Regions from separate parts of the Homo sapiens genome. Here region 1 is linked to region 2. Evidence: chromatin loops called from intact Hi-C (ENCODE). Cell type or tissue: breast epithelium. All regions are shown on one strand. Each heading gives the region's core, and the rest is flanking DNA. Links, peaks and the distances in the headings are about the cores only.

Evidence for each region. A loop is a pair of places that touch in the nucleus more often than their neighbours do. Peaks named below come from ENCODE experiments on the same cell type or tissue, not always from the same donor. Only the 100,000 strongest peaks of a DNase experiment are listed, where the experiment ranks them.
Region 1: a loop joins it to region 2, with 11 times the contacts of the local background. A loop is called at or near these places in 1 of 110 quality-filtered maps.

What each region holds. Positions count from the first base shown.
Region 1 is chr9:87,235,658-87,247,767 of GRCh38, reverse strand. All of the region lies in intron 10 of LOC105376126 (a long non-coding RNA gene), which reads left to right. Among named protein-coding and RNA genes, the nearest start is that of LINC02872, 93 kb to the right of the region's middle. In breast epithelium, for the core only: no CTCF peak of the experiment used is centred there; no DNase peak of the experiment used is centred there.
Region 2 is chr9:86,966,506-86,978,615 of GRCh38, reverse strand. The region is part of intron 2 of GAS1RR (GAS1 adjacent regulatory RNA); the gene reads right to left. Among named protein-coding and RNA genes, the nearest start is that of GAS1RR, 24 kb to the right of the region's middle. RefSeq lists an enhancer at 8,518-8,687. In breast epithelium, for the core only: no CTCF peak of the experiment used is centred there; no DNase peak of the experiment used is centred there; H3K27ac peaks cover 2,518 bases.

The DNA.
Region 1 (12,110 bases), core at 2,904-7,903, 270 kb before region 2:
CATATGGAGATCTTCCCCTCATTCCCAGTTGAACTTGGGTTTGAGGGCCTTCCCCACCTCCTGCAGGAATGGTCAGAATATTCCTGCCTACTATTTTATTTGAATCAATTACTTTTATACACTAGTGTCCCAGAAGGCCAGGGGACAGTCTCTCCCACCACGTTTCTTCTGCCCTAGCCTAGACCTCACCTCTCAGTCCTGGGCCACTACTAGCTCTTTTATTTTATTATTTTTTTTAATGTTTCTTCCCAATCCCTTTTTTTCCTCCAATTATTGACTCATCTTTCCCTAACAAATTAAATTTCCAAAAGCCTGAATTTCATAGTCTTACTCCTATCAATGGCTTACCCAGGTGCTGATTTTAACATGTAACTCGCATATATAAAACCTTGCAGTGGCCTTTTTTAGCCTGTACAGCTTTAAGTCTGGATTCTGTTCTCATTGTCCAGTGTCCCCCTGGGCATTGTAAGGAGGGGCTTTGTCCTGAAGACTGTGCCAAGCCTGCCATGGAGCTTGGATTTTGTTCCCCCAGCCTGTACTTCCTACTGAGGAAGGGAGTGTTCTGGGGGTAGACGCAGAGTCCCGGGTAAGAGAATCAATAGGGTCAACAGCACACGTCTCGAAGCATCAGTTTTTACTTGGAAATGTAGGCAAGGAGCTTTCCTTTAATATTATATAAAATTGCATAAAACGGTATCTCGTAATGTTCACACTAATATTTAACGTGGAGTGAGAGAATTTAGAGAGCATTTATTTTTGAGGAGGGCTGATTCAAGCCCTATCCCAGTTATATATTCATTCCTTTATGTCTTTGGATATTTGAAAGCTGCAGCTGTGTTCTTCAAACTGCAGGTCATGATCCATTTGTGAATTTATGAAATAAATTCTGTTCCAAAAAATGTGGAACAGAACAGAATAGAATAGACTTGCTCAGACAACCAGAGTTCATAGGTGCGTGTGGTTCAGAGTTGTTTGATTCAGTGACTCAGAAATGTTCTTAGGAACTCAGGTTCCTTCTGTCATCCTAAATTTGGTTGGATGTTCTAGTTTTGTTTTGGTTTTGGAGGAGATCTGCTAGGCCTCAGGACCATCTGGGTTTTCTGTGTTGCAAACAGAGAGCAGGGACCACATCTGTATCACAAGGTTCAGCACAGGCCCCAGATGTGGTAGGTATTCAAATACTGTTGTTTAAATGAGTTATGCCCAAGGTGTCTTTCTTTCTTGTTTTTTTTTTTGAGATGGAGTTTTGCTCTTGTTGCCCAGGCTGGAGTGCCATGGTGCGATCTCAGCTCATGCCAACCTCCGCCTCAAGGGTTCAAGTGATTCTCCTGCCTCAGCCTCCCAAGTAGCTGGGATTACAGGTATGTGCCACCGCGCCTGGCTAATTTTGTATTTTTAGTAGAGGCAGGGTTTCTCCATGTTGGCCAGGCTGGTCTCAAACTCCTGACCTCAGGTGATCTGCCCACCTCGGCCTCCCAAAGTGCTGGGATTACAGGCGTGAACCACTGCGCCCAGCCCAAGGTGTCTTTCCAACTAACTATTTGATTATTCTCTAAAGTCTTAGGAGAGGACAGGGATGTGAGAGTGCAAAGACACACTGGATATAAAAAGCACAGCCTACTTTTAGACCAACATATTAATTGTTTGGAAAATAGTTTCAAATGTTTCAAGACAAAGTTTCTACGGAGCATATACAATGGCCAGTTCAACAGTCCCTACCTCAGTTAAGATACTACTAACTGCTGTAACAAATAAGCACGAAACTGTCAATGATTTGAAGCAATCATTGTTTTGGCATTATCCTAAGGCTAGTTTCCTTCATTTTATTAACATGCTCTATACCAACTTATTTGCCCAACAGGAGAGAAATCTTGGCTTCTCGATTTTCTTTTAAGATTAAGGAATACCTTCTTAGGGTTTGTTTTAAAGAACTGGGTCTCAGTCAGTGCTACTCTTGAGCTCAGAGAAATTTCCTCAACAGGGAATGGAAGTGGTGGACATTGTGGAGTCACACCTGTCTGCTACAGCTAGCGAGGCTGTGTTATGCAGTATAGATTAGGGAGCAAGGCTAGAGAGAAGGGAACCATTTAAAAGGTCGTGGGTGTCTCCCTCCCAGGCTTGTCTACCTCCTGTTTATCCTTCAAAGCCTACTGATAACCCACTTTCTCAGTAAGATCTTGTCAAGTCACATCACTTCAGCTTGCACTGCTCCTACTGTCTCTGAATTTTGTTTACTATCTGAGCCATGCCCTTTGAACGCGTCTGTGTCCTAGCCCTTTAGGGTTTACATTTCTATTTTAAGATACATGATTGCACAAGTGATGTGGTCTACTTCCCTATACCTCAGACAGTGCCGGATCAGGCTGTTTTGATTGGGCTGATTGATTCTGGTGGATTATCTTTTCTGATACTGGAAGAATGTTAGAAACTTGACAGACTTGATTTTCTCTGTTTGAGGATTTGGGAGGACCGTGGAAAACTTAGCTCCTCCAGGTAACTTCTTCTAAGGGTGGACATCATTATGAGCAAGCTGGTCTTTGAGTTTAAGCAACATAAACACTTCTATCCCTTTTTTTGGTCATGATTGTTAATAGGTAAAATTTCTCCCAGTTATTCTGGAAGATGAGGATTCCATCTAATACATTTGATAGAGATAATGAATGAAGAATAATGTGGTATTTGTTTGGAATGTACAATTACAGATACTACCAACTAAGATATTAGAAGGTATTATAGGAATCATGAACATATTAAATGTTCATTTCCTATGATAAAATAGCCCTATGCAATAGTGTTTACTAGGACAATAGTGTTTACTAGGACCTGAAATCTTAACACTAATACTCTACTTAAAGTAAGACCTCTATGAGCCCTACTTCAATCTGCTGCAATTCCAAGTTCTAACAAAGTGAAGACACTTGGTGTTCAGGGAATTAATGATTTCCCCTGTGAGGAGTTTTAATCAGGAGATCTTGCCTTTGCACTCATGTGTGAACTAAAGTTCAATGCTGCTTCCTCCCTAATCCTTTACAGCCCTTGCTTTGATCAAAGTAAGCTTATATGAGTTCCAAAGATGGGTTCTGTAGAAAGGAAAGAAAATGTCTTAATTACTTATTTACCAGGAACTGTCAATTAATCCAATCAAGTTTGTGGGAATTTTGTTGCTTAGCTAAATGTCAAAAGGGAGACATTTTTAACAGAAAGGTGTTAGATGCGGCCCAGGCACTTGACTCAATTGGTGTATTAGTTGGAAATATATTTATCTACATTTATTTATCTATTTTAATTTTATCCCAAAGTCAAAGATCATATGTTTTTCTAACTGATTAGTGAATGAAGGGAACAAATAAAATAGAGCATGAAATGTGTTACATTTTGTATTCCATACTTCCTTGACAGATGGTTCTTTTGAATGAGAGAGAGATAGAGAGAGAGAGAGGTTGACTCAGTGGATGCCATTTGATATAAACCCAATTCCACTTCGGTAAGTCAGAAAGATAGGGAATACAGGGAACACCTGAAAAAATAACAGTTGCTACATTTATTGAACACATAGTCTTTGCTAAGCACTTACTTGCACTGACTCTGTTAATGTAAGAACTCTTAAGAGCCATCCATATCAGTATGCTTGGAATATTCCAGAATAAATATGTCCCTTAATTTATTTAATCTTTCCCACTGTTAAACATTTTAATGTTTTCCTAATTTCATTATTATACACAATGATAAACATTTTAGTGTTTTCTAAGTTTCATTATTACACACTAAATTTCATTATTACACACACAGTTAATAATGAAATAAATTTCATTATTACACACTAATTTCATTATTACACACTCTAAAATTTCATTACACACAGTGATAAACATTTTAGTGTTTTCTAAATTTCATTATTACACACTCGGCTGTCATAAGCATTCTTGTTCATGTCTGCAGGAGTTATCCTGGGACAGATACTGAGAAATGGAGTTGCTGCGTCATAAGACATGTGGTTTTAAACATTTCAAGACACACAGCCAAGCTGTAGTCCTCACCACATTATTGTCTAGGTTTTCCTCAATCACATTTAAAACTTTTTTTTTCCAATTCAGTCAATAAATTGCTGTCTCATCATTGCTCCTAGAGATATGGTAGACTAATATTTTGGAGAAATTCTAGAACAACATACTTTTGAGTGTTGGATAATGTATTATAACAAACAAAACCAAAAATCTCTTTTTTAATGGAGGACTGAACTGCCAAGAAAATCAGAAAATTCCTTGGAGACTAGAAACCAAAGGAATATATGAACCATAGGATAGGTTAGCTTGTATTTTCTCTGGGTATATTTCTCAGTCATAGGTGACCTCTGGCCTGGGTTTTAATGGGTCATATGCTCAGGAACCAGGCAAAAAAGAAAAGATGAGACTCTTTTTCAGTCAGAAAACACTAAAAGGTCACTCTTTTATGTGATAACTAGAAAAAAAAGAATCCTGGCCCAGCAGAGGGAGATGTTAGGGAAACTTCCTGTTTTGGTGTTAGGTAAAATGGAAAATAATTACATTTTAAAATTTCTATGAATCCATGGAAAATTAAAAGGATGATAAGGGAATACAACAAAGAACACTACAGTTACAAGTAATGTAGATGAAATGAACCAAGTCTTCGCAAACCACAAAGCACCAAAACTCACTTAAGATAAAATAGATAATCTGTAACTATTAAATAAAGTGAATTCATAGCTCAAAACCTTCTAAAACATAAATTTTCAGGACCAGATGGGTTCACTGTTGGTTTCTTCCAAACATTAAAGAAGTGACACAAATTTTCTAATTTCTTCCAGAAAATAGAAGAAGAGGGAATACATTCCAATTCATTTTATGGTGCCGGGCTTACTTTAATGCCAAAAGTAGACAAAGACAGTACTGAGAAAGAAAACCACAGGCCAATATCTTTATGGAATATGAATGCAAAACCACTTAGCCACTTAACAAACTATTAGTGAATCAAATTTAGCAATATATAAACAGAATAAAGCATCACAACCAAGTGGGGTTTATGCCAGAAATGCAAGGCTAGTTCAATACTTGAAAATTAATAAAATCTACCATAGTAACAGTATAAAGGACAAAATTCAATGATTATATCAATTAATGAAGGACAAAAACATTTAACAAACTTCAATATCCATTTATGATTTAAATCTCTCAATATACTAGGAACAGAAAAGAGGTAGGAAATGCAAGAAGAAATGCTGAGCAGAAAGCAAAATGTTCAATGTCTGGATAAAACTAAATAATCACTGGCTAAAACAGTGATAATAATGTCTAATTTGTGGATTAACAGTTCAAGATGGCACTAAATTGTAGAACAATAATTCTATATAAATTAGGAGCAGAGGGATTGTAATGAGAGCATACTAAATTTCTTGTATGACTGAGATGTTAATAAACTTAGATTTTGTGAAGTCAAACATTCATGTTAAAATTTCTAGAGCAGTCACTGAAAGTATAACAGCAAAGTGTATAATTTATATATTAGTGCAAGAGAACAAGGAGATAAGGAGAAAAACAATCTAAAAAAACCTCAAGGAAGGCAAGGCAGGCAATGATAATAATAGAAACAAAACAGCTATCAAAAAATCACTTTAAAAAAGAAAAATAAAATAAATGTTATAGAAATAACAATCTTCAAAATATGATTACAGAAATGTGTCTTAGTCAGGGGCTAGGTTGTACTGGGGCCGTAAACCACCACTATATATCTCACTGGGACCAGGTCCTAATAACAAATATTTATTTCTTGCTCATTCTTCATGTCCATACTGTGGGTTCAGTTTGGTCCCAGGCTCCCAGAGCAGCCTCTGTCCCGACATTGTCAGTTTTTGTGGCAGAGGAAAAGGAAATGAGGCAAAGCATTGCACCTGCCACCTCACTTCTCCCACTTTCCACTGGCAAGTTACATGGCACTGCTTCAGGTGGGTGAGGTATTCTCTCCTTCAGAGAATCTTCCTTCAAGGATGGAAAACAGAATTTTTGGTGAATCCAATCTACCACACAATAAAGCCAAACACGTCAGAAATCATATTGAATGTAAACGTATTAAACTCTCCATTTAAAACAGAAAGATCACTAGAAGTATTTTTTTTGTTGTTGTTGTTGCTTTTTTGAGATAGAGTCTGGCTCTGTCGCCCAGGCTGGAGTGCAGTGACGCGTTCTCGGCTCACTGCAAGCTCCGCCTCCTGGGTTCACGCCATTCTCCCGTCTCAGCCTTCCGAGTAGCTGGGACTACAGGCGCCCGCTACGACGCCCGGCTCATTTTTTGTATTTTTAGTAGAGACGAGGTATCACCGTGTTAACCAGGATGGTCTTGATCTCACTAGAAGTATTTTTAAAAAGTAACTTCTATATCTTTTATAAAAGTTCCACCTGTAACAAAAGCACACAGAAAGAGAGTCATAAGATGAAGAAAAAAATTAGTTACAGATGAATAGCAACCAAAAAAACAAATAAAACAGAACAAAACAAAAAAACAATCTGGAATGGCCGTATTAACATGAATCTAAACAGATCTGAGGGCAAGAAATATTAGCAAAGAGTCACTGTGCTTTGACAAAGATTAAATTTTAAATAGTATGGTCTTAATTATGTACATTAAAATACTTAATGCTGGTGGTCCCAGCTACTCAGGAGGCTGAGGTGGGAGGATTGTAAGCCCGGGAGGTGGAGGTTGCAGTGAGCCAAGATATATTTGGCAAATAATTTCAATTTTTGCAGTATTATGAAGGACTGCAAGGGCCTGAACTTGCCTGGAGCACCAGGAAAGGTCTCTGTGTGACGTAACAGGTTGAGTCTGAGGAAGCAAGGGGAGCAGAGGTGGGAAGAATAGAGGGCTCTTGACTGAGAGGAGAACGAACTTAAAAGATCTGAGAACCTAGGGCATAGCCATGTGTATGTGCACAATATAAGGTTGAAGTGGGAGAGATAAAGGGAAGAGAGGCACAAGATAAACGGAAACAGTGGCAAGGCCATATCAGGCAGGGTCTTGTGGTCCATGTTTATTTTCATTTTTTTTTTTTTGAGAAGGAGTCTTGCTCTGTCGCCCAGGCTGGAGTGCAGTGGTGTGATCTTGGCTCACTGCAACTTCCGCCTCCTGGGTTTAAGCGATTCACCTGCCTCAGCCTCCTAAGTAGCTGAGATTACAGGTGCCCGCCACCCCACCAGGCTAATTTTTGTATTTTTAGTAGAGAAGAAGTTTCGCCACGGAGGCCAGGCTGGTTTCGACCTCCTGACCTCAGGTGATCCACCCGCCTCAGCTTCCCAAAGTGCTGGGATTACAGGCATGAGCCACTGCACCCGGGCTCCATGTTTATTTTGAACCTTACCCAAGAGTGATAGGAAACCTTTTATTTCTAAATCAGAGGAAAGAGATGATCAGATTGACAATTTTCAAACAGCACTTTAGGTGACATGTGGGGAGCAGAGAAGGCATGAGTGGACGTGGGGACAACACATACCCCTTTTTCCATTGCCGTTCTATTTCCATGTGCTCTCTTTTCCATTGCATTAGATGTATTTTCCTAATTTCATTTTATCTAGAAAAGTAAAGGAGCTTTAAATATACATACAGTTATGTATAAATAACATAATACTGGTATTAATAATAATGACAATGCTAGCTACTATTTAAAGAACACTTACCACATACCAGAAGTAGTTCTAAACACTTTACGTGTATTAGTCCTTTTAACCCTCTGTCTCATGAGGTGGATAGTATTGGGACCCTTGTTTTACAGGAGGAAGTTCATTGCTTGGAGGTAACTCTGGGCATTTTGTCTCTACAGTCTCTGCTCTTAACCATCACACTAGATTGACTAGAATTGGGAGAAATAAGAGAACAACTGTTCGAATGCACTTATTCGAAACCATTCTCAAACTCAGCAAAGACCCAATGGACATAAAATGCTGCTCTGGTGTAACCACAGAGGTCAGGTGAGAGGATGACCTAGGTCCAGTGCTGGCCCAGCCTGCATGGCCGACTTAGCGCTGAGATACTACCGTGATCAGCAGACAGCCTCTTTAATACACTGGAACAAGGATTGAAGCAGACTTGAGAGGAGGTTTGTTTTTGAGTCTAGTTGTGTCTAGGAATATCAGATTATCTATTATCTTTCCTTGACTGTACCAAATGTTGATCTGGCCTAGAATGTTGTCCACTCAGTTCCTTCAACCATTCGGATGCCTGCTGGGCATGACTCCAGGGACTGAGGCCAATGCTGAGATTGTGTAGATAATTTCCCTGATAGCCATGGTTTAGACACTCATCAAATCACAGACCTGCAAATACACTGGGTGTACACAGAGGTGTACACACATTTACTCACTTAAATGACCCTACTCCTTCTGTGAACAAGGTTTCCCTAAGGCTTTGGAAGCCTCTGTCCTTTGGGAAGAGCTGTCTAAAGTCACTTCCCAGGAAGTTAAGAAACTGTTTGTGTTTATAGCCACTGCACTGTAGTCTACACACCCACTGAGTGTCTGCACAGGATCTGTGAGGTTCCATAAAGCTAGGGGGGTTCGCTGTGAGAAACTTTAGGCTGGGGTGGCTTCAGGCAGAAAGCACACTGTAAACATGGAAGTGGGGGCACTTCTTGAGGTGGCTGTTGTTTTAACATGTCCTTTGTTAATGTGGCTCCTTTTCATTCTCTGTTATTTTTCACTTCTCTCTTTCCATTGTCAGCAGGGCTACGGTCAGGGTCCTTTCTATGAACTGACTCAGATTAGCGTTGGCATCAGCCATGCTGTCTGTTGTGATTCCAAGTACACAATGATCATTGATGGGAGGCCAATGGCTTAGAAATGGATGGCCAGGAAAAATAATTACAGAGCACACTGAGCAATGTTGTTCCATTTCCCTTGTATGGATCTGTGAAGTACAAGTGGCTCTGTCTTTCTCCGAATGTCGTATGATGCATATACTAGGAGTGTGTGATCATTGCTTTGTTAGTCATTTCTTCTGTTTTTGCTAGGACTTTCAGTTCGGCAATTTCATTCAGTCCAATAATCAGTTAATTCAGCTGCTGGCCACCCCAAGCTCCACATTGCCTTCCAAGACGTCACTCCACACATGAAATGGGATACAGTGTGCCAGGTCATTGCCAGTTCAACTGCAAGAGGAAACTAGAATTGACTGCATTGACTTTGATAGTAACTCATATTACACGTACCCTACAATCTGCAAAGCACTTTAAACATAGATTATTTCATTTTCTTCTCTAAAAACTATGAAGAATATTCCAGAAATTTTTCATAATGACTTTCTCTAGGGAGTAAGAGTGTGGGGGCTATTACGTGTATCTCAATTGTGTTATTTTTCTTGTGCACATGCAATCTGTTTGTATGTGAAAAAGAAAAAAGATTTAAGAATATCTACAGAGAAAGAATGGCAAAGAATATGTGGCAAGTGTAGCAACTGGCGATTCTGGCTATGGTATATGGAATTCTTTGAACTATTCTTGAAAACTTTCAGTAAGTTTGAAATTATATCAGGATAAAAAGTGAATGATGACATAAAAATATTAAAAGCATGTAATTCTTGGGTAATGCTTAAAATGGGTAATTCCAATAAATTTGCTTGGAATTTCCCTAGGAATCCCAATAAAGCTTAGAATGCAGGCTTTGCTTATAATCATAGATTAAAATATAATTGAGTACACTGTAGGCTGAAGGAGAAGTTATTGTATAGTTGAAGCATGACATGAGCTTTTACTGAAATATAAAATGAAGCAAATTCTTTGAATTTTCTTTGTGTTCAGGTGTGCAATTAGAGGGTGACTTACTGCTTTCTTTTGAACATAGTATATTCCATATGTTAGAAGGTGATAATTACATTGTTAGATACCTATTCTATTTTTTACATACTGTAAAATTCATCTGTTTTAAGTGTATAATTCAACTACTTTTTACTAAATTTATAGAGTTGTTCAACCGTCACCACAATCCAGTTTTAAAATGTTTCCATCACCCCAGAGGGATCCCTTGGGCCCACTTGCAGTAAATCCCTGTTCCCTCCCCAGATCTAGGCAAATGCACTCTCTGTCTTTATATATAATCTGCCTGTTCCAGACATTTTACACAAGCGGAATCTTGCAATATGCGGTTTTTCTCATCTGGCCTGTTTCACTTAGCAGAATGTTTTCGAGGTCCATCATGACTATTTTTTCTGGGATTTTTCCCTTGGCATAAGAAGTTACACAGAAAATAAGCAAATACCTTACATTTACTTCCAGGAATGCAGAAGGCAAGCCACTAATACATAGTGACAAGTCTCTCACGGCTGAATCTGCATTGGCAAGTGCCCAGCCTGAGAATTTTCCTTGTCCAGAAGGTATGTTATTTAAAAAAAATTAATAAAACAAAAAGTTGGTTGAGTGTCTGCTATACCTGCCAGAATCTGGGAAGTTGTCACTGCTCTAATTTCTTAATGATGCAGCAAAGACCTTGAGAGTACAATGATGGAGACCCATGTAATGCAGAAGAGGATGCACAACCCACAGGGAGTCTCCTGTTTTCTGGAATCTACATTTCTTTTTCTTTTTCTTTCTTTCTTTCTTTTTTTTTTTTTGAGATGGAGTCTCACTCTGTTGCCCAGGCTGGAGTGCAGTGGCACGGTCTCAGCTCAGTGCAACCTCAGCCTCCTGGATTCAAGCGATTCTCCTGCCTCGGCCTCCCAAGTAGCTGGGATTACAGGCGCCAGCCACCACATCTGGCTAATTTTTGTATTTTTAGGAGAGACCGGGTCTCACCATGTTGGCCAAGCTGGTCTCGAACTCCTGACCTCAAATGATTCACTTGCCTTTGCCTCCTAAAGTGCTGGGATTACAGGTATGAGCCACTGTGCCTGGCTGGAATCTACATTTCTTAGAATTATAAGCTCTCTTTCAAATGTGGGAGTTTGTGGGCACAAACCCATTAGCAACTTTATTCCGACAAGCAGCAGAGTGGAGGAATTACTGTTTCTACAATAAAAAATAATGCAATATCTGGGACCTGACTCAGATATCTGTCTCTGAATATGTTTACTCCAAGAACAGCAGAGTGACTCAAAAGACACATATGTTTTGTGATAATGTCTTCTGGTACCAAATGTGAGATGTAAGGGAATGCCTTGGTTTCAAGAGAATATCAGTTTCAGAAAATATTGTATTTGATATAAATGTATACTGCAGATATAAAGTGTTTGTTATTATTTTTTAGTAATTTAAAGCATCGAGTTTACCAGAAAATGGAAAAAAACACATTAGGTTAAAGAGCTGAGTGGGTTAATTTTTCTTATCAGTTCAGATAGTTTGAAAATGAATTTGCAATGCACACTCTTTTCCTTAAAACTTACCAAAGTTTTAAGGTGCGGTGGCTCACGCCTGTAATCCCAGCACTTTGGGAGGCCGAGGTAGGTGGATCACCTGAGGCCAGGAGTTTGAGACCAGCCTGGCCAACATGGTGAAACCCTATCTCTACTAAAAATAAAAAATTAGCCGGGTGTAGTGGCACGCACCTGTAGTCCCAGCTATTCAGGAGGCTGAGGCAGGAGAATCACTTGAACCCGGGAGGTGGAGGTTGCAGTGAGCTGAGATCGCGCCACTGCACTCCAGCCTGGGCGACAGAGTAAGACTCCATCTCAAAAAAAAAAAAAAAAAAAAATTACCAAAGAATTGTAATTTTTTTGTAAAGAATTACAAAACATCTTTCTACATATGTCTGTGTAATGTTTACCCTTTAGGAGCTCCTCGTTAAGCTGCAGGTAGAGGTAGAACAAAAATCTCCTACAAGCATTTGTTACAACAGCTTCCGCAGAACGGAAAGTGAGGTTGATTCAACAGTGCTCTGAAGGGGAGCCTGCGGTGTTATCCACTTGCGCTTGCCCTTTCTTACTTTTTGGAACTCTCTTTCAAATTCTCATGTCTCTGACTCAGTCATAAATGTCGTCTATGAAAGTGATGAGGTTTTCACGTCATGCCCGGTTCCTTTGCGGAGTCTGTTCTGTGGCTGTTTGCTTGCTTTATCCACATCACACCTTCTAACTAAGTTGCTTAGGCTGTCACAGCATCATCCAGTGGTCAATTTGCAGTC
Region 2 (12,110 bases), core at 3,820-8,819:
GCGTCATTAGTGCAGACTTCCCTTGGGAATTAAGGAAGATTTGAGCAGCAGCTGCACTGAAGCTTATGGTCCCACAGTCCAGGGAGGAAAAGTTAGCTGAATAAATTAACAATATAAATAACACTTCAGAGGTTTTTTAAAACCAGTTAAGAAAACAAGCTATCTCCAATCTCTCCATATGAATTATTAACATTCTAAATTCTAATACTAAATTTGTTATTTTGTTTTATTAAGCCAGGCATTTTCATTTTCCCTGCTAGGAAGGCCCTTATTAACATAGCTTAAGTTATTATATCTACCCGAAATAAGTATAACTATATATCTTTAAAAATTAATACTTTTTAAACATTTTCAACCAGAATTTTGCCCCATTTAATGATGTTTGACTCCAGCTTTAATTACATAATATGCTGTCTGGCTGTTCCCTTCCTTTCTTTCCCTTAAGAACCTCATTTTGACTTCGGACAGCTTTCTTTTTACTTGACAAGTGTCGCAAAGTCCTTGCTTAATTTACCTGGATTCCCAGTGCTGGCTGATGAACAAGTTGTGTTTCCTAGGAGGCTGTGATGGTAAAGTGGACTCACAGAATCTGTGCCATCCAGCTCAGCCATGCCCTCATCAAACAGAACTCACTCTCCTGTAGGCCTGCCACAAGTGGAGGCAGGAGCTCACATTTTTGGTTCACCTGCTATGTGCCACATGGTACAAATCACTAGAAATGCATTACCATATTTCATTCTCCCAGGACACCTAAGACAAAAGTGCCATTGTCCTGATAATTTCCCACTCTACTTAGAAGAGCAGGGTTTTAGGCTAAGGACCATCTGATCCCAAGGATCATATGAGTATATGTAAATAAATTGGTCCCTTAAGTCCAATAAAAGATCCAATAAATTACAACATCCTTTAAAGAAAAGCAGAAACAATTTCACAAGTCAACCACTTCAGTGGAACTAAATATTTTGTTGAATTTAAGGAAAGAATTGTCTTACACGTAGTACTTTAAATTGTAATAAAGAGTTTTGAGTAAAACAATGACAGGCCTGAAAATTCTTGTAAACTGAATACTTTGGAGGTGATTCAGATAAATATTAAGTCAGGAGGTTATTTCTTCTTTTGCTTTTCAGAGTTATTTTCTGACTTTCGCCTGATTAGGGTGAGATGAAATTTTTTGCCTTCCCCTCAAACCTGCAAGTTTTGTCATAGCAATGAGAGAAAAGCATGGCATGGGTGAATCATCTTTAGAATATGGAAAGTCAGGCATGTCATTTCCCTGTTCTAAATGCTTTAAGGAATCCCTGATGTCCACAGTAGAATAATCTAAGCTCCTTGGCAGAGCAGACAAAGGCTACAGAATCCCACTGTGACTTGCTGTGCAGCCTCTCCCCCGGCCCTCTACACCTGCATTCGGTAACAGAGACACCACTCCAGGTCCTCATGGTCTGGATGTCATTCTGTCTGCCCAGGGAGGCCATCTCCACTCTACTTCAAGCATCATAAACCACTGCCCTCCTCACTTGTTTCTGTCCTACCCAACTCTATTCCTGCCTCAACAGGGCATCTGCCTTTGTGTATTGTAATCCCGGGGCTGTGTGTTGATTTCTCACTAGATGTCAAGCCTTCTGAGGACAGACACTGTGTCTTTTCAGCTCAGCATCCCCACAGTTTTACTAAGTCACTTTGCCTATTGTGGAATGAACAACTTTCCTCTGAACCCACTCTGAGGTCTATAAGCCCAGGTTTAAGCAATAGAAGTTAAGGACAAAATGGCAAAATAAGAAAACTGACCTTTTTTACATTGGGTGGTCTATGAAATTCTAGACGAAATTTTGTACATCTGAGCATTGGTTTCCTCATCTATAAAATGTAAGGGTCTACATAATTGGCTCTAAATGATGTCACCCACAGCTAGAAGGAGCTAGAGTCAAAGGATGACCTCCCATCTCCAGACCCTCATCTATTTTCCTTTTATCACAGGTCCTGTTTATCACAGGTCTAGTCTTGACACTGTAGCCAAAATCTTAGCAATGTGAATTCCTTTAGGTCCGTTGAGCCCTAAATCTCCAGTTTCAACATTTTTTAAGTGATTTTGTTAGAAAGAAATAAGCACTGGGCACATTACAATTCAGGGACAGCCCGATGATGAAAACTACAGATCGTGTGGTACTGGAACTAACACAAGGAAAACCTTTTCTTCCTTCTTTCTTTATAAAATGTATAAACTGTGGCTGTCTATGCAGCAAAATATTCTTGAGGTATAAGATATCAGTAAATAGCTATTCATAACATCCTGAAATATACAACTTTCAAAATTGAAAAAAAAAATTTAAAGGAAATATGTAATACTAAGAGGATTGGAGATAGTTAATAGTTAATAGTTTAGAGGAGGAGTTAATAGTTATCGACAGTTATATTCACTGTGTTGTCTCCTAAGTAAAAGAATGCATGGAGTCGACTTAGGAATTTAGTTACAAAGAATAATAAAATGCATTTCAAAAGCAAAATTATTGGATCCAGATAAAAAAAATTTCAGGCCCAATTGTGTGCTGCAAATAATAGAAAGAAAGTTGTAACTTCAAATATTTCATAACCAATTTAAAAGAAAGACTTCCTTCAAAGTAAAATCATAGTAGTTTACAAATTAGAAGATATTTTCACTATCTGAACTTCAGACACATGGAGAAACTATATACAGTACACAGCTGTCTTTACATTGCCCTTTTTGTTACTATAAAGTACAGTAAAAAGAGACCAATCCCTGTAGAAATGAGATATGCTCTTTTTTGTCAAAAGGAGTTGCACTTTCATGATTTCCCACAAAACAGCTGCAAAAATACCTACAGTAGGGCATCTGGAATTCTTAAAAGTGACTTGAGGATTTGTGGCTAATGAAACATTGTGAAATAACACTCACCATGTTGTAAAAACTACCCTTAACCATTTATTGGTATTTTTTAAGACAAAAATGAAAGGTGCCCTAAGCATATTAGCCTAGCTTGATTAGAAGAAAACACTAAAGTGACAAAGAAATAGTGTAAATAAATGCCTTGCCAGAAACAAATCTTGACACAGTAGACATTTAAGTCTCTTTTGAAAGTTATGAAGAACAGTGCGGTAAAATCATAACGTGACGGCTGTCCCTTAAGTGTTTGATCAGATTGCGGGACATCATCAGTAATAACTTTCATGTTCTTAAAAAATGTGGTTTCCTATTGAGACTGAGCATTGTTCCCAGGGAAAAAAAAAGATGGAATTCTCTTAAAGATGTTTTTCATTTTTACCTCTCGCAAAGCAGGACTATCAAAATGAAAGCAATGGCCTTTTCATGAGAACTTGGGTCAAATAAACCACATATTGTTCCATCTTAAAATGAAACATCTGGTTGATTTAAGAAGAAAACGAGCTTAATTATTCTTGAGCATCTAACAGAGAGAGGTTAACTTCTAAATCTATATGTCTTTCCAAGCTAAACATGGAGGGGGGAAAAAAACTATGAAGTTATTTTTGACTCAGGAAAGTAGATCTGGAGGTAATTTAGTGAACACAAATTACCATTGACAAGGGAAGAAATAATTTATTCTCCTGGTGAGTCTTTTTTATTTGAGTGGGCAGTGTGGAGCTGTCAGCAGAGAAAAGGCATTTGGATGGATTTAAAATAATTGAAACCCAAGTCCAAAATCCTATAAGATATCCAAGGTATCATATATAGTTGTGACACTCCTTGGAGAAGTTTAACTTCTAAACTGAAGCATGAGGGTGAAGCCATGAGATATAAATTTGGGTAGAGGAGAGTTCACAACTTGGAGATAAACAGGTTGGAGGGATAGCCATCCTAAAGTATTTCTTAACAAATCCTTTTCTTTTAGCCTCACTTTCCATTTTTTCCTTGGGTTGTCAACCTAAAAGTCTCTTCTCACTTGAGTATTTATGGATGTCTTCTTGGAAGTCCTATCTCAGCTCAAGTGCTCCTCCCTATGGCCCCTTCCTTGAAGGTGGACCTTGACTCGCTGTTGATGGTCATTACCAAGCATCATCCCCTTGGAAGGGTGTTGTCCTTTCCCAGCTGGAACCATAAGGCATGGGTGGGATGAGGCATTGATTTGGTACCTGGCCAAGCTTCCCTCAATGTCCTGTTTCCTCTTCTTCACTTGCGTGTCACTGAAGACTAAAGGGATGATCAGATTTTCCTGAAGATATGGAGTAACTTCAAGACAACTACATCCTAAGAGAAAAAAACTTTTAAAAAACTTACAATTATACTTTAAAACTGTCTTCTCTCACCGTTCTGGCGGAAAGCACCTATAGTTGAAAGGAAAAGTGCCTTCATAAGGGATCTCCTCCAGGTCACACTCAAGTTATTCACCTTGACCTTGACCACCTGACCTGTACCTCCCTCCACCATTTCTTCTTCTAATCTCCATGGTGTGAAACTCTGCAGGCTTTTTGGCTCTTATCACAGGCTCAACTCACGATCTGTCCTTTTCCCTGCCCAGCACTATACTTCCTCCAGTTTAGAACATTTTCCTCTCTGAGAGGAACAGCAGACTAGAAGGAATTGTGATTGTTGGTAATTAGCCTTTTAAGTCAATGAACAAGCCATCTAGCTTCCTTTACATGATGGAGAGACTGTTGAACACACATACTTACATATCTCACAGAGACAAACTTTAAATCTCAGAGAGTATCAACTAAACTTGGAGGGAGAGGAGTAATTACCTGACTGCACCATAATTTGCAAAACTGCCTCTCTCCCAGTGGAGTTTTACTTCACCATATTACACAGAGCTCTGTTAATGCAATCCCTTAAACCCCAACAATGCTCTCATTCTTTCTTTACCATCTACAAGGAATAACCGTATAGCTTTGGTTAGAACACTCTTTTAACTTCACAAATACTCCTCCGACACTTTGAGGTTGCCAAATACATCAAATTCTTATCTGAGCGTCATCGTAGTCTTTTTCTGGGGTAAGGAAGTTATAGTGACACCTGAAATTATTTTATTGATGAAGATTTCATAGCTGGCTATTGGTCACATAATCAAATGCAACGTCGGTAGTCACATGGATAATCTCAAATAATTTATGCTCAAAATAATCTTAATCTAATGGTTTATGTATATTGGAAGTGAGATATGTTAAAAATTTGAAAATCTACTATAACTCAGAGAACAGTGAAGCTCTACTTTAAATACCAAATGCAAGAAGCCCTGAAGACTAGCAGCATATTTGCAATGACTCTTCAATGCCACATCCATGTTTCTGGGGATTGAAGTGATCTACCTCATCATTAGGAATATTCTGGAACTCAGGCAAGTCCTATCTCTAGCTCTGTGATTCTCAAACTCTTTCTTAAGGGAGAGGTGTGTGTGTGTGAGGAGGAGGAAGAGGAGCAGTAGCAGCAATGTGTGTGTATGTGAGAAGAGGAGGGAGATGAAACATAGGGAAGGGCTACCAAATGCTTTTCATGGCAAAGATGGCTCAGGAAAGCCAAGTTTCATGAAGAATCAGGAATGTCTATAGAAGCTCTATATATTCAGGACCCACCTTAAGCAAAACTGTCAATGTGGTCAACTATACTTTGTAAGACTAGGTGGTAAGCTAGTCTTACCAGGAGTTAGGTTGTATGACAAATCATTTGCTCAATGAATCCCACAAAATAGGGGAAGCAGAACATCCCTCATATTACCTATACTTTTCCTCACTGCAATTTCTTGGTTTCATGCTTCTGCCTTTATTGTTTAAATTGGTGTGGGGAGGGAAGGGCAAGAGAGAGAGCAAGCAGAGAGAGAGAAAGATCATTTGCTAAGGAGGATCTGAGTCCCAGGGATGGGGAGAGGAGTTGTAGGCAAGGCTCACCAGAGAGGAAGCTTGGAATAAGCAGCTTGAGGCCCCGTTTCTAGCACAGTTGCCTATGCATTGTGGGATCTACCATGTTTACACCAGGGAAAAGAATTGAATCTACATTAGTAGGTTGGTTTTATGTGTGTTTAATGCCCCATGTAAGAGAAATGAAGATTATCTCTACTTTAAAAATAAATTAATAATAAATTCAGGTACTAGAGTTCATTTTCAATTGCATTATGAAAGATTAATAATGTAACTAAAACAAAGACATTTGACTTTATTTCTAAAGGTGATATTAACTTAGGAATTCAAAATACTGACTAAGATGAATGCAAAGTGATCAGGTGACTTTAATATTATGCTGAACAGCAAATCTTAAAAATGAGTGCTACTAATGGGTCTTTTTTTTTTTTAAAGGATAAGAACACTGATTCCCAGCCATGGTTTGGAGTTGTTAGGAGAGCTTTCTGATCATCCAAGGACTCTTAAGGAATTCGCCATTTTAAGTCCTCTGAAAAAAATACAGGTATTTGTTACTCACTATTTGATTATTTCAGTGGGGGGTTAGAATGTTAGGTGGAGTCATGAAATAGGGCCAAATAATTTAACGTTGCAACTCACTTAATAAAATTAAATCCAGGATACACAAGTCACTGAGTTGGGAGAGAACTTTCTGGAAAAGTTACAATTAAAGCAAGAGGGCTTCTCATCAAGACAGGGCCTCAGGACTTTGGCACTGAGGCATAGCCTTGTTTCCAGGGAAAGAAAAGAAGTTTTACACATTCTTTGAACTTATCTTCACTGCTTTAAAAAAGAGAACAAGATGGAGAGCTAAAGCCAGAGAAAGAAAGGGAGGAAGAGAATGTTAAGGAAACTATGACACATAAGGGATAAAAAGAAGGAACATCTGCAGGACAATTAGCAAATTCCTTCACAAACAGAACATTTAAATCTTTAAACTTTTCAACACCAACTAGGCTACATTGCTTTCAAAATACTGTTTACTGTTATTTTCTATTCTAAATTCAGGAACTTCTTTACAGAGGAACATGCGGAGAGAGAGAGGAGAACCACCTTCTTATGGAACTACCATTTTAAATCTCAATCTATCATGAATGTTCGGTATTTTGTTTCCACCGAGAGGGGAAAATAGCTTTAAATATAACTTCCAGGCCTGCTAGATATTCAATTTTGCCCACGCTTTAAATCCAATTAATGTGATATCCAAAGGCACCACTTTTTAACAAACCAAACAGATGGTGTATTTCACCTCCTTCGGTTACTAAGGAAAGTTAAGGGATGAATTGGATTTTTCATCTGGCACACGTAAAAAGGAACTTCAAATGGTTGTGTCTCATATCTAGCTGGGAGAATGGTGAACCGGCAAACAATTAGCTTACAAGATTGAATGGGTTTCAAGAAGAAAATGCAGGTGAGATCGGTTTTTATACTTAAAAATTTAAGAATAAAAGTATACTTTAAGTATAAAAGAATAAAAGAGGTAAGCTAAGGAAATGAAGCTTGCCTCCTATCAGAGTAAATAAATGAAAACAAATAGAAAGCCCCACAAGCCTTCCCTACTGGGCTAATGCAGTGCAAGAAGGGTCCCCATCCCTAAGGCAACAGGACAAGCAGGTAGTAGCTCAGACAACAGCATCTGGAATGGCCATGGCTTTATCCGTCACTCCTCCTTAACTCCTTGTCACCCATCCCTCCTCCCCTCCTCTTCTCTTTCTCCTCCACCCCTTTCTTCTTTTCATGTTATCAGAGAATACTCTGATAGTAAGTTAGGGTTACTACACCTCCACTGATCCCACAACTGGAATTTAACAACCTCATTCCCTCTGAGGCTAACATAGGAGGCAGTTTGACAGGAAAGCAAGAGTCTAGGAGTATCAAGGAAGAGCGGTAAAAGATGCTTGTTATTCCAAACTCTGATGTTCACCTCTAAGAGGCATTAGATGATTTCACTTAGTGAAAATGATCAATTTCTTGGCATCCCTCAAAATACCATGATTTATAACATCAATAAGAATTTGCATACATGTCCTTTAGTAAGTAAAAATATGCACAACTCTTCAGTCACCACAGGCCATTTGTGATGAACCTAGCCAGTAGCTTATTTGCTCACAGGAAGTATCAGTTACATCATGAAAAATCACAAAAGGCTGCTCTCATAGCTCCCATCTTCTGTGTCTTCCTCATCATTCCTAGGGAATTGGTTATCAGTGTGTGGACCTCACAGGTCTCATAGGTCAATGCCTGATGCTATAGAAAAGGTCTTAATCGGCCGGGTGCGGTGGCTCATGCCTGTAATCCCAGCACTTTGGGAGGCTGAGGCAGGCAGATCACGAGGTCAGGAGATTGAGACCATCCTGGCTAACACAGTGAAACCCCATCTCTACTAAAAATACAAAAAAATTAGCTGGGCGTGGTGGCAGGCACCTGTAGTCCCAGCTACTTGGGAGGCTGAGGCAGGAGAATGGTGTGAACCTGGGAGGCGGAGCTTGCAGTGAGCTGAGATGGCCCCACTGTGCTCCAGCCTGGGTGACAGAGCCAGACTCTGTCTCAAAAAAAAAAAAAAAAGGTCTTAATCACTCACTTAGCTCAACACCAGACTGCCTATATCAAGGGCAGGAGGAAACATGGCTCACCTGCTCTTCTGATCCCAACTTTTCCTGCCAAATGAATCAGTTGAAATAATAATAACAATAATTTATTTGGATGGAATTTTTGGTGCTCTGTGAGAATATGTACGAGCAGGCGATTTGATGGCACCCCCGTATAACAAGCCTTGACATTAACACTGATCAAACAAGAACATTAATAAATGTTTTTGTCTCCTAATATCTCTTATTAAGTGCAGGCAATAAATCAATTGTGCTGATTACATTCCACTGACCTGAAAAGAACGCTCTTCAGATCGTCTCATCTTTTTAGATGCTGGCTGTGTAACAATCAATAACTATTCACCTACAAACTTGTGTTGTGCATAGTAGGTACCCACTGAATGTTTGTTGAACTAAAAGAAAGACCCCTAAACTATATCTTACCAAAATCTCTTAAAGGCAATTCATAGGCATCTGAAACATTCCTAAGTGCGACAAAAACTAGCGTAATTATATTTATCAGGATCCACCTAAGAAGGCAGAAACCACTGTGGGTACATCAAAGAGAGAGAATTAAATTCCTTACATAGATAATAGATGCTAGGAAGCTGAACCAGGCACAGCGGTGTAACCCAGAGATCTGCATGAGCAGGGAGCTGCCACGTCTCCAAGGCTAGAAGGACAGAGAGAAAGATCATAGTTACCTGAGCCCAAGGGTCAGGTCACAGGAACCAGTGAGAACTATGGCAGCCAAGTGGGTAATGGAGGTGTGGAGTCGGGGGATGCTGCTTGAGGCAAAGAGGGACAGGAAAAACATCCTGGATTCTCCCTTCTTTCTTTCTCCTTTGTCCCTCACCAGTGCCTCCCCTCAGCCAAACCCTGCTGAAAAACAGCTTACAAGGAAGCCTGAGAAAGTCAGCCAGCAGGGTAAAGCTCTCAGTGATACAGAAGAGGGGAGAGAAGGGGAAGGACAGGGACTGGATCTGGAGCCGATGGCACAATGGTGGAGTGTCAGCTTAGGTAACATTAACACTAACTGGCTAAATACATTCAGAAAAGAGAGAGGCACTGTTGTCCCTGACACATTATAATGTAGGTGCTCAAAACAGCTTATGTCACATATACATTTAGCTATGCACACAAATATCAGAATGACTCAAAGAAGTCACCAAGAAGCTCATACACAAAATGGAGAATAGGAACATTTGAAATGACATAAAATAATTTTAGACACATTTCTCTCCAGCGTTGCCTAAACAATCAAAAGGGATCACTCTGCACATGTGTAGTGTTGAAATTGGCATCCTGAATCCAAGGCAGCTAACTACTTAATCTTCTTTCTCTTTAGGAAAGCAAAGGTTGGCAGCCTTGGGAAGCTGGCTGCCCACGGAATGCACATTTCCCACCAATCTATTTCGCCCAGGCTTTTTACCAGTTCTTGGAGCCTACGGTGTCTGGCTTGTGGCTAGACCACAATTCTGACAGGAATTGTGAGTGGGGGCCACGCCAGGCTGACTTCACCGTGATGATATCAGAGCTGAGGCGGGGTTGCCAGTCTCGACATGCTGATGTCAAAGCCAGCCCACTCCTCCAACCTGCTTGGTTTGTTGGCTAAAATAATTGGCCAACATTAAACCAGAGACTAAAGACCAAATGATTGTTTGAGGCCCCAGCAGACCTGTTTCCCAGCAGCTGCTCAAAGTAAGCACTTGATAGCACATCATGTACAATGAGGCAAGTGAGGCAAGATGTTGGAGTCAGAGAGATCTAGCTCCATATCCCAGTTGCTTGCTAGCACTATGGCTCTGGGCATCTCAAGCCATGCATCTGCAAATAGGTAGAATGATGTTAGGATTAAGGGCATGGTGCACATATAAACCTAGTACACTCTAGCATAGAGTAGGTATTCAGCCCACCACATCTCCTGAAAATATGAATGCTCAATAAAAATTAATCATCAATGGCCGGGTGCGGTGGCTTATGCCTGTAATCCCAGCACTTTGGGAGGCCGAGGAAGGTGGATCACGAGGTCAGGAGATCGAGACCATCCTGGTTAACGTGGTGAAACCCCGTCTCCACTGAAAATACAAAAAATTAGCCGGGCGTGGTGGCGGGCGCCTGTAGTCCCAGCTACTCGGGAAGCTGAGGCAGGAGAATGGCACGAACTCGGGAGGCGGAGCTTGCAGTGAGCCAAGATCATGCCACTGCACTCCAGCCTGGGTGACAGAGCGAGACTCCGTCTCAAAAAAAAAAAAAAATTAATCATCAATAATAATGATAATCCTTGGCTGGGTGTGGTGGTTCACCTCTGTAATCCCAGCACTTTGGGAGGCTGAGGCAGGCAGATCACAAGGTCAGGAGTTCGAGACCAGCCTGGCCAACATAGTGAAACCTTGTCTCTACTAAAAATACAAAAATTAGCTGGGTGTGGTGGTGTGCGCCAGTAATCCCAGCTACTGGGGAGGCTGAGGCAGGAGAATTGCTTGAACCCAGGAGGTGAAGGTTGCAGTGAGCCGAGATCATGCCACTGCACTCCAGCCTGGATGACAGAGCAAGACTCTGTCTCAAAATAAATAAATAAATAAATAAATAAATAAATAAAATCCATGAAGGAGATAGTTTTGCAAGGTGCAATATTGGGCTAATCACTAAAATAAAATTGCAATGTAAATGGCAAAATCAGTTGCCCAAATGTATTAGTCTGTTCTTACCCTGCTATAAAGAAATACCTGAGACCAGGTAATTTATAAAGAAAAGAAGTGTAATTGGCTCATGGTTCCACAGACTGTACAGGAACGTGGTGTCGGCATCTGCTCGGCTTCTGGGCAGGCCTCCAGAAAACTTACAAACATGGTGGAAGGCAAAGTGGCAGAGAGCACTTCAAACGGCCAGAGCAGGAGGAAGGGGGAGCAGGAAGGTGCCTCACACTTTTAAACAACCAGATCTCTCGTAAGAACTCGCCCACTATACAGTACCAGGATGGGTGGTGCTAAACCATTCATGAGAACAACGCCCCCATGATGCAGTCACCTCCCACCAGACCCTACCTCCAGCATTAGGGATTAAAATTGGACATGAAATTTGAACTGGGAGACAGATTTAAACCATAGCACCATGTGTGTTTAATAAATATGTCCTTCTCTTGCTTGAGACACAGAGTTCCCCAGGTTGTTTATTTGGCAACTGACCCTCCCAACCAGGCTTCCCGCGCTCTCAGATGATAATCCTGATTCATAAAGTCAACAGCCCCTAGAAAGGAACTTTCTACCCTGGGTCAATACATAGGAAATCATTAGTAACACCGTTACCCCCCTGATTTCACTGTTAACTGAGAAAAAACAGTCCTAAATACGTTTCACTTTGAATATGAAGACTCTGCTTTACTGGCTATATATGACATTGAAGCATTAATATTTGCTGTAGTAAAAATGCAGAGACTAGGCTGAGCACCGCGACTCAAGCCTGTAATCCAAGCACTTTGGGAGGCTGAGGCAGGTGGATCACCTGAGGTCAGGAGTTCGAGACCAGGCTGGCCAACATGGTGAAACTCCGTCTCTACTAAAAATACAAAAATTAGCCAGGTGTGGTGGCACACACCTGTAATCCCAGCTACTCAGGAGGTTGAGGCAGGAGAATTGCTTGAGCCCAGGAGGCAGA